Regions from separate parts of the Mus musculus genome. Here region 2 is linked to region 1. Evidence: chromatin loops called from intact Hi-C (ENCODE). Cell type or tissue: heart. All regions are shown on one strand. Links, peaks and the distances in the headings refer to the core of each region. The heading gives the core; the rest is flanking DNA.

What was found. Peaks named below come from ENCODE experiments on the same cell type or tissue, not always from the same donor. Only the 100,000 strongest peaks of a DNase experiment are listed, where the experiment ranks them.
Region 2: a loop joins it to region 1, with 2.3 times the contacts of the local background. A loop is called at or near these places in 2 of 42 quality-filtered maps.

What each region holds. Positions count from the first base shown.
Region 1 is chr7:131,040,061-131,045,433 of GRCm38, reverse strand. Dmbt1 (deleted in malignant brain tumors 1) reads right to left here. Exons shown (of 48, transcript NM_001347632.2): 4 at 4,224-4,547; 5 at 1,748-1,774; 6 at 912-941. Among named protein-coding and RNA genes, the nearest start is that of Dmbt1, 11 kb to the right of the region's middle. In heart, for the core only: a CTCF peak has its summit at 2,584; no DNase peak of the experiment used is centred there.
Region 2 is chr7:130,934,570-130,939,942 of GRCm38, reverse strand. Htra1 (HtrA serine peptidase 1) reads right to left here and starts at 3,740. Exons shown (of 9, transcript NM_019564.3): 1 at 3,200-3,740. The coding sequence starts at 3,671. In heart, for the core only: CTCF peaks have their summits at 2,334 and 2,939; DNase peaks (open chromatin) are centred at 922, 2,352, 3,222 and 3,802; H3K4me3 peaks cover 2,315 bases; H3K27ac peaks cover 940 bases; H3K27me3 peaks cover 2,119 bases.

The DNA of each region.
Region 1 (5,373 bases), core at 325-5,324:
CCCTAGAGAACTGCCGGCCTTGGTTTGGCCCTTTCTAGAAGTTGGTCAAAAACCTTCCTCTGGATTCCCCGACATGTGTATGTTCTGTTAAAGTACATACTACCTGTGATAGCTGAGCATTGATGATGTGCAATATTTTTAATTTTGGAAGGAAGAATCAGTGACTGTTTTTCATTAGTCCTACAGACAGGAGGCTAAAGTTAATTTCATCCATCACATAACTGAAGAGCAGAGAGAAGAATGAAGAGGAAAGGAGGGGCTTGGTAGGGTCTACCCAGCAGTGTGACACCCATGTCTCTCATCTCTACTCCATCCCTGATTTCTGTGTCCACCGATTCAGTTGGATTCCTCCAGACAGCAGATGCATCACTAGCACCAGCAGGAATACTACCACCAGCAGCAGCAGGAGCAACAGCAACAGCAGCAGCAGGAGCCACAGCAGCAGCAGCAGCAGCAGCAGCAGCGCTGGCCATTTGTCCTCGTTATCTCCATTGTCAACAGAACCCCAGCTAAGTCATGTACAGGTCTCTCAATCTGGGAGTTACCCAGAACAGGATTGACTATAGCCCTGTCTGTATGGATTTTCTTGATCGATAACTGTCAGAGAAATCCAGCCCATTGTCCTTGGGCAATGTGAGCCTGCGCTGTATAAGACGCTAGCTAAGCATGAGCCAGAAAGTCAGTAAGCTGGGCTGCTCCAAGGCCTCTGCTTCAGTTCCTGCCTCCAGCTGGAACCTCAGGAACTGGCCTTGGCTTCACTCAGTGATGGGTGGTGACCTGTAAGCCCAACGGACCTGTCCTCCTCCAAGTTGCTTAGGGCCAGTGTGTGATCACAGCAACAGGACTCAGAATCTCTCCCCATTCTATCAGTAACCCAAAGACAGAAACAAGAGTGAAGGAGATGGCCTTACCGTTATTTGTCCCTCCTGGATTCCACCAGCCTTAATAAAGAAAAAGCTTAGTTTAGAATTGGATCCACCATGTAGAGATGGTCTCATACAAGATACACTTAGCCTGAACTGCACTACACAGCCATGCCTTCTGAGAGGTTGGGGGTGGGGGTGGGAATCAGTGTTTCAGTTTGGCTATGCCCAAGGTCTAGGCATAGAGGTGAACTACACATCATGTCCAATGTGGTAAAAAAAAAAAAAAAACAGCTGGACATGGTGGCAACATTTTGGAATCCTAGAACTCGGAAACTACAGACAAGAGGATCAGGAGTTCAAGGGGACCCTTGCCAAATCAGCAAGTCTGAAGTTAGCCTGGGCTCTGTGGGTCTCAAAAAGAAGTAAATAAACAAACCAATAGCAAACAAGTGGCCCTACAACCTTGCTAACATTAAATTCTGATTCGGCTTGGGACAAGCCAGAGTTGGCCCAAGTGTGAAGAGGGCATGATATCCTTACATATCATCTGCCGACCACAGATCCCTGAGTCTTCTTCATGTCTCCTAGTCAGAGCTTCTTGCAGAAGGACTGAATCCAAGACCTACATCCAGATATTCTACTCGATTCTAACATCAACTGAAAATTGAGACCAGGGCAACATAAAATTGAAGACTATAACTGTCTTAGCACAGGGGCCTTTTTTGCTATAGCTGGCAGGAGTTTCTATTGTCATTACTGTCTAGATGGGACACTATATATTTCATCCTACTGTCATTTATTACTATNTAGTGGGCCAGCCTCTATCACAATATAGGAGGAAGTTATACACTGATACAAGTCTATATTTTCAATGTACTTACCAGGTGTGGGACTGCTTGTTTGAGAATCTGTGAAAGGAATAAAAACAAATTCAGAGTGTGTGTTTCGACCACAAGGATCCTGGCAAAAATCCTTTCTAAAGGGATAGTTTCTACACCTATTCTTTGTGGGCTTCACCCCAAAGACAAAACTTAAATACCTTTTTCATTGGTCAAAAGAGCAAGATAATCTTTGTAATATTCCAGTTGGCCCTCTGTACCCATAGGCTTCTTCACAAATTACATAAGTGGTAAATCATAAATATTAAAGAAAAGCAGCCTGCCCCTGTATTATTGAGCATGAAAACCTTTCCCTCTTGCCATATTCACATGAGCAATGTGGAACAGCACTGAGTCACACAAGGCTGATATTCTATGAGGGACTAGATCTGGGATGCCTGGAAGGACACAGGAGGGCGTCTGTGGGTCACACACCAGTTGATAAAAGACTTGAGTGTCGTATGCTTTGGGTAGAAGCAAAGAAGTTCTTGGAACCCATTTCCTTTGCATGTGAGACTATATGTGTGTGTTTCTGTGTCTGTGTATTTATCACTATGTATGTTTGTGTGTCTCTGTCCATCCAAGTATATGTATGTGTGTATCGTTTGTCTGTTTCTGTCTGAGTGTGTGTGTGTGTGTGTGTGTGTGTGTGTGTGTGTGTGTGTGTGTCTTTAAAAGTATAAACCAGGTAGGGACTTCTGAAGGTGACAGTGCCCCTAGAATTTAGAAAGAACAGTTAGAACAAACCAAGTGGAGTCTGGTGAGGGACAGGACAAAGGCGACCTGCTCCAGGACACCATAGCATCTGCAGTGAGCTGCCTGAGGCTATAGGGGGTGGTGTTGGAACATGGTTATGGCAAGCACACTAGGGTAGACTGAGTGAACTGCAGTACCCTGTATAAGAAGAAATGAAACCAGGATGTATGCTGGGTACCAGGGCTCATTGAAGTAATCCCAGCACTGGGGAAATGAAGATGGGGAATTCATAGCTCAAGGACAGCAGCCTGGGTTATACATATACTAATATACTGATAAACTTATTTATCAGTAAGATAATCAATGTAGAAAACAGGAAAGAACATGAGGAATTGAAACATTCAGATGTCCAGATGCAGAGGAAGCTACTCTAAGAGCATCAGGACACAGTGTGGTACTCTGAGGTACCAGCCCGCCCAATTGAGGTTAGCACCATGCAAAGCCTCAGGCCATCCATTCTGAGTAGCATGCAGCAGTGGGGTCTATGATGCCCAGTGATGTGTGTATAAAACATACCAGACATGTTGTGTCAGCCATGAATGTGCAAAGAGCAAAGCTGATGACCCAGGTAACATATTTGGTGAAAACTAGAGGGAGTGAGCAATGTGTGTCTTATCAATAATTCCCTAGTGTCAGAAGAAAAAGCATGACCCTGAAATGAACAGGAGAAGAGGGGACTCCAAGCTGTCGACATTGACCTGAGCAAGGGGAGGCACAGACATCTTTGAGAAATAGAAGGACACTTGATAGAAAGCACCTGAATTTCACCTGGACTCCCAGGGAAGACAGACTCAGCATTTCTACAGATGTAGCTGAGGCTGATGCTCCAAGGTGGGGGTTGCCAAAGCAGACCATGAGTAATACAGCTACTCATGTACTTCTACCATGTACTCCATGCCCCAGGTGGACCCGGTTTTATGCAGTTTAATAATAGCAAGTAAAAAACCATGACCACCTGCAGACATGACAGGAAACCAGGGTTCTATGTTACTGTGTGGGTAATGGGCCAACAACACAGTCAGCCTTGACTTGTTGAAGATTCAAAGATCCACCTTCACAGTTAAAGGATTCTGTAGGACTCTAGCAATCCTCTCTGCTATATCCATGTCCAAATATTTGTCAATTTACCTCATGAACATACTACATAGGACCTAACTGCCATGTCCACACCACCAACATTCATGAATAACATTCCCAGTGTGTTATCATGATTGAGCTATTGAACCCGATCTGTGAGAACCCAGGACTCTGCAGACCCTGAGGGACTGAAGGAGTTACTGAAGCTTCCCCAGAAGAGTCCTTCAGCAAAACTTTTTGGGAAGGATTCTGGGGAACACTATGGAAAAAGAAGAGTGAATTTGCTCACCTTGCTATTCGGTACAGCTTTGCCCTTCTGATAGTTCAAATTCAGCATAGAAACAGGATTCCAATACTCCAGACCAAAGCTGGATTACCTTTTGCAAGAGCACATGTATGCTGACCTTTGACCTTACTCATGGGTAAGACTTGACATTGCATTTCCATTGCTTACCTCTCTCACAGAAACTCTACACTCACTAGAGACTGAGAGCCTTGTGCAGGACAATGACTGAGAAAGGCATTGTCCTGGATAGTCACCAGTCCTTACAAGGACCAATGAAGTGGCCAGAATGGAGTTCTGACAGCATTCATAGTGACCTGAGCTCATTGCTGTCAGGCAGATGTAATGATCACTGGGTCTTACCTGAACAGATGACTCCAGCATCTTCCTGGTGTCCACAGTTATGAGAGAGCCAGCCTCGGTGGGAACATCTCCACAGATAGTCCTCATAGCCTCCACAGGCCACGTCATCCATGACAATGGGCCCTGAGCCCTGTCCAAACCTGGCATTTCCCGGGGCAGACACGGCCAAGCCACAGCCCAGCTGCCTGCACACCACGTTGGCATCATTGAGGTCCCAGCTGTCGTCACACACAGTGCCCCAGGAACCCTGGTAAAGGATCTCCACTCGACCCTGACACCTGTCTCCTCCATTCACCAGCCTCACGGCCAAACCAGAATCTGTTCCTGGAAAGACATGGTGGTTTCTCCATTGTTGGTCATGTCTCACTTGTACACTTGGTGGCAGCTCACTCATGAACTTTAAAGCAATATAGGACATGAACAGCTCCTGCTGCTGCATCCTGGCCACACTGACCTGTAAAGATCTGTACCCTCTCACTTTGCCTGTGAACCTTCACTACAATGCTCTCTACTTCTGTCCTAGACATGAGGACCAAGTTGGTCACCCGGGTGAATAAGTTTCTGCAAACTGTGTTGGCATAGGTTGAATCTGCCTTGAATAGTGACAAGAAACTTACTCTACCTTGTACCTATGGCTTGGAGGTACTTGGAGGGCCGTGTACTGTAGAATCAAGACTATTTCAAGGAGAGAGAGATTGCAAACCCCTCCCAACTCCTCACACACTGGACCTGCACACATTACTCTCTACCTTGAGCCATACCTGTCAGCAGTAAATGAGAAGGCAGAGCAGGTTGGTCTAAAATAGACCAAAGGGGCTTAAAGATGATCCTACCGTCAAAAGAGTGCATGGCAAAGGCTCTCAACAGCTGCTTACATACACATGGTTGACAGTTTACATTAGAATTGCTTTCAGGCCTAATACAAAATTATAAACCTGAATGAGCTGCCTGTCCCCTACTGTCCTGGATCACATGACTGCCTCATGTACCCTAGGCTACACTGAAACTCAACAACCTACTAGCTCAGCATCATGAGTGGTAGAATATTGTATGTCATCCTACACTCTCAGCTGTGTGTGTGTGTGTTGTCTATGTGCTGTTGTGTGTGTTATGTATGTGTGTGTGGTTGTGTATATGTGTGTGTGGACAT
Region 2 (5,373 bases), core at 68-5,067, 110 kb after region 1:
TGCCTGGTAAAGGAGAGAGTCATCCCTCGTCGTCGTCCCAAAGCCATGGCCATCTGGAGCACTGTTTACTTCAGCTCTTAGCTGCTACTTAGCTGGATCTGGTTTGTAATCTCCGTTGCTCTGTCAACAGCACAGAGCGGTGGCTATGAACAGGTTCACGATCCACACATGAGCTCAAGGTGCTGCTGTGTGATGGTCAGCTGCACCAAGAGAATTACAGCATTGGCACTGTTAGCAGAACCAACGGCCTGGTAAACAGGTGCCCGAAGAAGAAGTACGAATCAGATGGCACCTTTGTTGCTGTTACCCTATATGACTATAACTTTGTTTTTAAACTTGACACAGGGCCTTAATCTGTTGCCGAAACTGGCCTCGAACCCATGGAGCTCTTGCCAGAGTCACAGGCGTGAACCACCACATTCATTTATTTTTTTATTTCTTCTTATGTTCTGGTCAGTAGTAAATAACAGATCCTTGTCCTCTGGTATACTTGTGCATGTCTCAGCCACACTCTGGAGCACTGGTAATTTCTCTCTATTTCCAAACAAGATATGGTCTCTGATTTTTCATTAACCAACTTACAGACAAGAGTTTTACGCAGAGTGATGGCATCTTCTCTCTCCAAACGGCCATCGTGACCCCCTAAAGCAACGCCTTGGACATCGCCTCCCCCCACATTCCCACCCATCTCCTGAGCTTTCTGCCCAGATCCTGCCTCAGGACCTCTCTGGCCTCAGTGTGTTCTCACAGTGGATTCCCTTCATGTCCTCCTCAGGGGTACTTCTCTTCGTCCACCCAGCTTCCACGCCACTCCCACCTGCACTTTGCTCTGAAGCAGGCAGCCAGTTCTCCTTACTCAAGGGTGACATCAAGTACACTAGCTGTCCCTGGACACCAGCTGCTAAAAGCGGGGGCCAGAAAGGGACTGAATGAAAGCAGCTCACTGACTCACAGACTCTGCTCCTGGGACCTTAAGACAGCCTCAGATGGAGAGTCAGGGCGAAGCCAGGCTGAGGGTCGGCTGTGTACGCCAAGTATCTCCTGTCTTTCTATCCATCCTCCCACGTAACTAGCTGTCCCTAAGTACCAGGCACACATGTCAGACGTGATACAGAGCAACAGATATTTACAAAAGGAGGGGAGATGGCTACCACCAGCTCTATGCTTCATCTGTGGCTGTCTCCACACTTAGGGGCCACTGGGGCCCTGCTGGCCAACAAAGGACCTGTCTCCCCAATACAACTCAACCAGCCAAGTATTTGGCCTCTGCTGATGTCTGTAACTCCTGGCCTTGTGCAGCAAGACTACAAAGAGTGACAGCTACCTGGTTTCCCACCAAAATGTGCTTTTTAAAAAAAAAAAAAATGTCACCTGTGCACACTCAGATTCTGGTGAAAGTAGCCCAGATTCCTACCTTCTGCCCTCCCCCTCTAGGCTAGTTCTACGCCAGCCCTCCTCTGAACAGAGCCTATTCAAGAACTACTCAAGGATATCTGCACGTGTGACACACTACTTCCTCCCCAGGGGACTCTGAGCCACCACTGTGGGTCACTTCTGCCCGTGTCTGTCTAACTAACTAACTAACTAACTAACTAACTAACACCAATCTATTCTCCACCTCAAAGTATCCACTCAGGAGCTACATAGTTCTCTACCTCTCCCCAAGGTGAGTTGGCTGGTCCAGCCCCCTGGAAGCCCATTTCCCATAGCCTTGAGGTCTAGCTCTGGCCTGTTCTGAGTTTGCCAGCATTCAGGTTCCAGCTGAGTGACCTTGGACAAGTTATTCATCCCCAGTTCCACCTCATCTAAGACAAAGACGAGGCCAGGAGCTTCCTCCTCCCGGGTCTAGGAGACCAAATAGAGTCACAGGATAACTCACTTGTCACATGGGCTGGGACTTAGTAGGTAGGGACCCCGGGATCAGTCCTCTCTGAAAACAAACAAACAAACAAACAAACAAACAAACAAAAACCCTTTTCTTCTCTCTATGGAGGCTGAGTTTCCTGGGACTGAGGTCCAGTCCTGTGCTCCTGTGGTAAGAATATAAACACCAGCCCACCTCTTCCTACACCACCTGGAGTACTTTCCTGTGCATTCGAGTAAAGTTTTGCCAAATTCAAAGTGGTCATAGGCGACCATATTCCTATAAAGAAAAATCTAGCTCAATCTCTCTTTCCCTCTCCCGTGCTTTCCTGTCCTCCCCACCACATGGGGGGTGGGGGGGCGGAGGGGAGGGAGGTGCTAGGTTTGGGCAGGAGCCCTGTAGCTGAAGCCAAATGTACTGGAGCCCAGCTGGCTGGTCCCCACAGCGCTGTAGTGGCCAGTATGAATTTACTGTTTTTCCACAGGGTATCTCTGGATTTAACCGAAGCTTTTCTCTGGAAGGTCCTGCAGGGAGCTGGGCAGTTCTCCAAGCCCCTTTACCCTGTCGCCACCACCACGTCCAGCTCTTGTGGGTACAGAAAGGTCCCACAAGGAGAGAGAGGGTAGAGGGTGCATTTTTTTCTTCATCCCCAGTGGGCCCCTCCTCTACCTCAAATTTCACGGTCCACTACCTGGTTGAACTCAGGCAAAAGGACCAAAGGACCAAAAAAGGACCAAATCGTGGGCGTTTTTGTAAAGTTGATTTAAATCAATGGAGGAAGAGGGCCGGAGTTACTAAATCGTTTTCTGCTTAGGAGGCGGGGTGAGAAAAATGCTTGCTGAGTTGAGCAGAGATGTTCCCTCTCCCCAAAGTGAAAGTTTTCACGAAGAGGTTCTATAAGAAAAACACTGCTTAGATAGTTCCAAGAAGAGAGGACTCAGCAGAAAGGGAGAAGGAAGGGAAGGCGACAAGAGTTCTTGCGATCCCAAAGCCATGTATCTCAACATTGCCAAGATCCCTGGTATGATACGCGGCTTTCCCCAGCGCGATGCCTAGTCACCCCGGCCAGGGGGTGCTGGACCAAAGCGCGCAAAGCACCTGCTTGGCGTTTCTCGAAACGACCCGATGCTTGGCGCAGAAATAGGGCCGGAGGGAGCCTTTGAAACACAGCTACCCCGAGCCCCATCGTCTCTCTCTCCCACTAACTGGATGCCTAGAACACCCCGCAGTGCTTCTCTGCACCTCCGCATCCCCTCCCGACGGTCCTGACTGGTCGGGCTGAGTTGGCGAGAGTGGGGAGCCACCCAGGAGTGCAGCGCAGGGCGGGGCGGGTACCTTGGCCGCAGGCGCCGCGCTGCAGGACGATGACCGGCGGCTGGCGAAGCTTCTCGGAGCGGCGGCTGGCGGCGCGCAGCTGGCACAGGTTGGTGTAGGTCTTGGCGTCGCTACCACACACCGGCTCGCTGCTGGCACACACGCACAGGCCGGCCTGTGCGCGCCGTCGTACTGTGGCCGAGGCCGGCACCCCGAAGGGCACTACGCATTGCAGCCCCTCGCCGCAGGGACCCTCCTGCAGGCCGCACGCTGCACCCTCGAGCGCGCCGCACACCTCGCAGCAGCCGCACGCGTCGCGGACGCGGCCACCCTCGCAGTCCGTGGGCGGCGGGGCGCAGCGGGTGGGATCGCAGTGCTCGGGACAGACGGTGGCAGCTGGGGCCGAGCGGCCGGTCCCCGACGGCAACGCCAAGGAAGGAGCCGCTAGCAGCAGCAGTAGCAAAGACAGGAGCGTGGTACGCAGGGACTGCATGACGACTCCGACGGCCACGGGCTGGACCACAGCCGAAAAACCGCGCTCGGGACGGTGTGTCGGGGTCTTGGGGACAGCGGGTGCGAGTGTGCGCGGCCGTACGGTTAAGCCCATTGGCCTAGCGGCGGTGACGAAGCGCCAGGGGGACGGGCACCGCTCCCGGGAGGGGGGCCGATCGGGGACTGCCTGCGGGGACGAGGCGGGGCGGGCCGCGACTCCACCCTCCGGCTGGCTCAGTTTCTCATTCTAGGATTCTTTTTCCTCAGAGATTGAAGACCTTAAGACCAAAGTGGCACTTAACAGAGGGAAACCTGCCTAGCACTGCGCAATCGCCTGGAAAGTTCCCAGGTCGTCCAGTGCGGAGGGCGGTCACATCGACCCCGGCCACAGCTGCAATGGACCGGTGCCCAGCTTGGGGGACTGTGGCTGTGAACTTGACGCCGCCGTGGGAAGGCAGCGTCAGCAGGACTGGCAGAAACCCAGTGCCCAGACCTAGTTTCAAGTGAGAGAAGCAAAAAGCATTGGCGAATGACAGTGTAAACCTTCCTAACGCTTCTCTTTTAAAGTTGCTTTCGGTGGAGTGCATGCCATAGCACGCCTCGGGTATCTGGGTTTGGTACTTGGAGGGCCACCGGGAGCATGCCGTGGCCACCGGGCTTTGTACAGTTTGTACTTTTTCACCCTGAGCTGTTAGGGAATGCGTTGTTACCACACAGAAGCGCCCAGCCCGCGCCTGCAGTCCCAGCGCTCGGGCAAATCAAGGTGTCCCAAAACAAGATGTTTTATTTTGAGCTCTCACATGAGGATTTAAGTGACGTTTGGGACCGAGATGAGTCTAAGAATCATCAGGAAGAGCAACTGTCACCCCGGAGGCAGATCTCTGTGCCTGGCCAACACAGAACACATAAATCTTGTATTGGAAGATGAGAGAATTAAAGTATGTGCTGTCCCCACCTGAGTTCCCCATGCACCTCGCCATAACACACCCCAGGGTGGTGGGCAGAGTGCTGCTGACCCTGACTCAAGGAGGAGTCGCTGATAGGGCGCTAATCTACATCCGGGTTGTTCCCTTGTGCAGAATTCCTTAAAACAACTCCCCTCAAAGCAGTCCCCGAGGTAAGCCTCAACTTCGTCCAAGTCCCACACATCAAGGGGTAAGAGAGGGGTAAGAGAGACACACACCCACGCATATGCACATGCACACACACACAGTCTCTGATATGAGAAGTACTTTTGTGTCTGGCTGGAATCCTCAGACTACAGAAACATAGATGTCTACTGGTCCTCCTCTGTCCCCTGTGCTCTCTCCTCTTCCCTTCTGCCAGTAAACTCCCTTTTATACCAGTTCTGTTGCATGGCATAATTTCTCAGAGGCACACCTTGACATGGGTTCACCATGGTACCCCCCTTGCCACATTATATTTCATATTAGTGCTGTGACCCCGGCTCTCCTGGCGCTTGTGTTCCTTCTGGTTCTATGCCATGCATGGGGACCCTAGTTCCACCTGAAACAAATCTGCTTTCTGGCTGCCTGATAGCTCAGCACCTGATCTACCGCTTCCCTGGTAAGCTCTGATCCATCAGCCTTTGCAGATACTCTTCTCTCCGGAATTCTCTTTTATGGAACTCATATCCCGCAAGCAATTCCTCGGGTCACACAAACCTATGGGGAGAGGAGGAGGAGGAGAACTCCTGTTAGAGA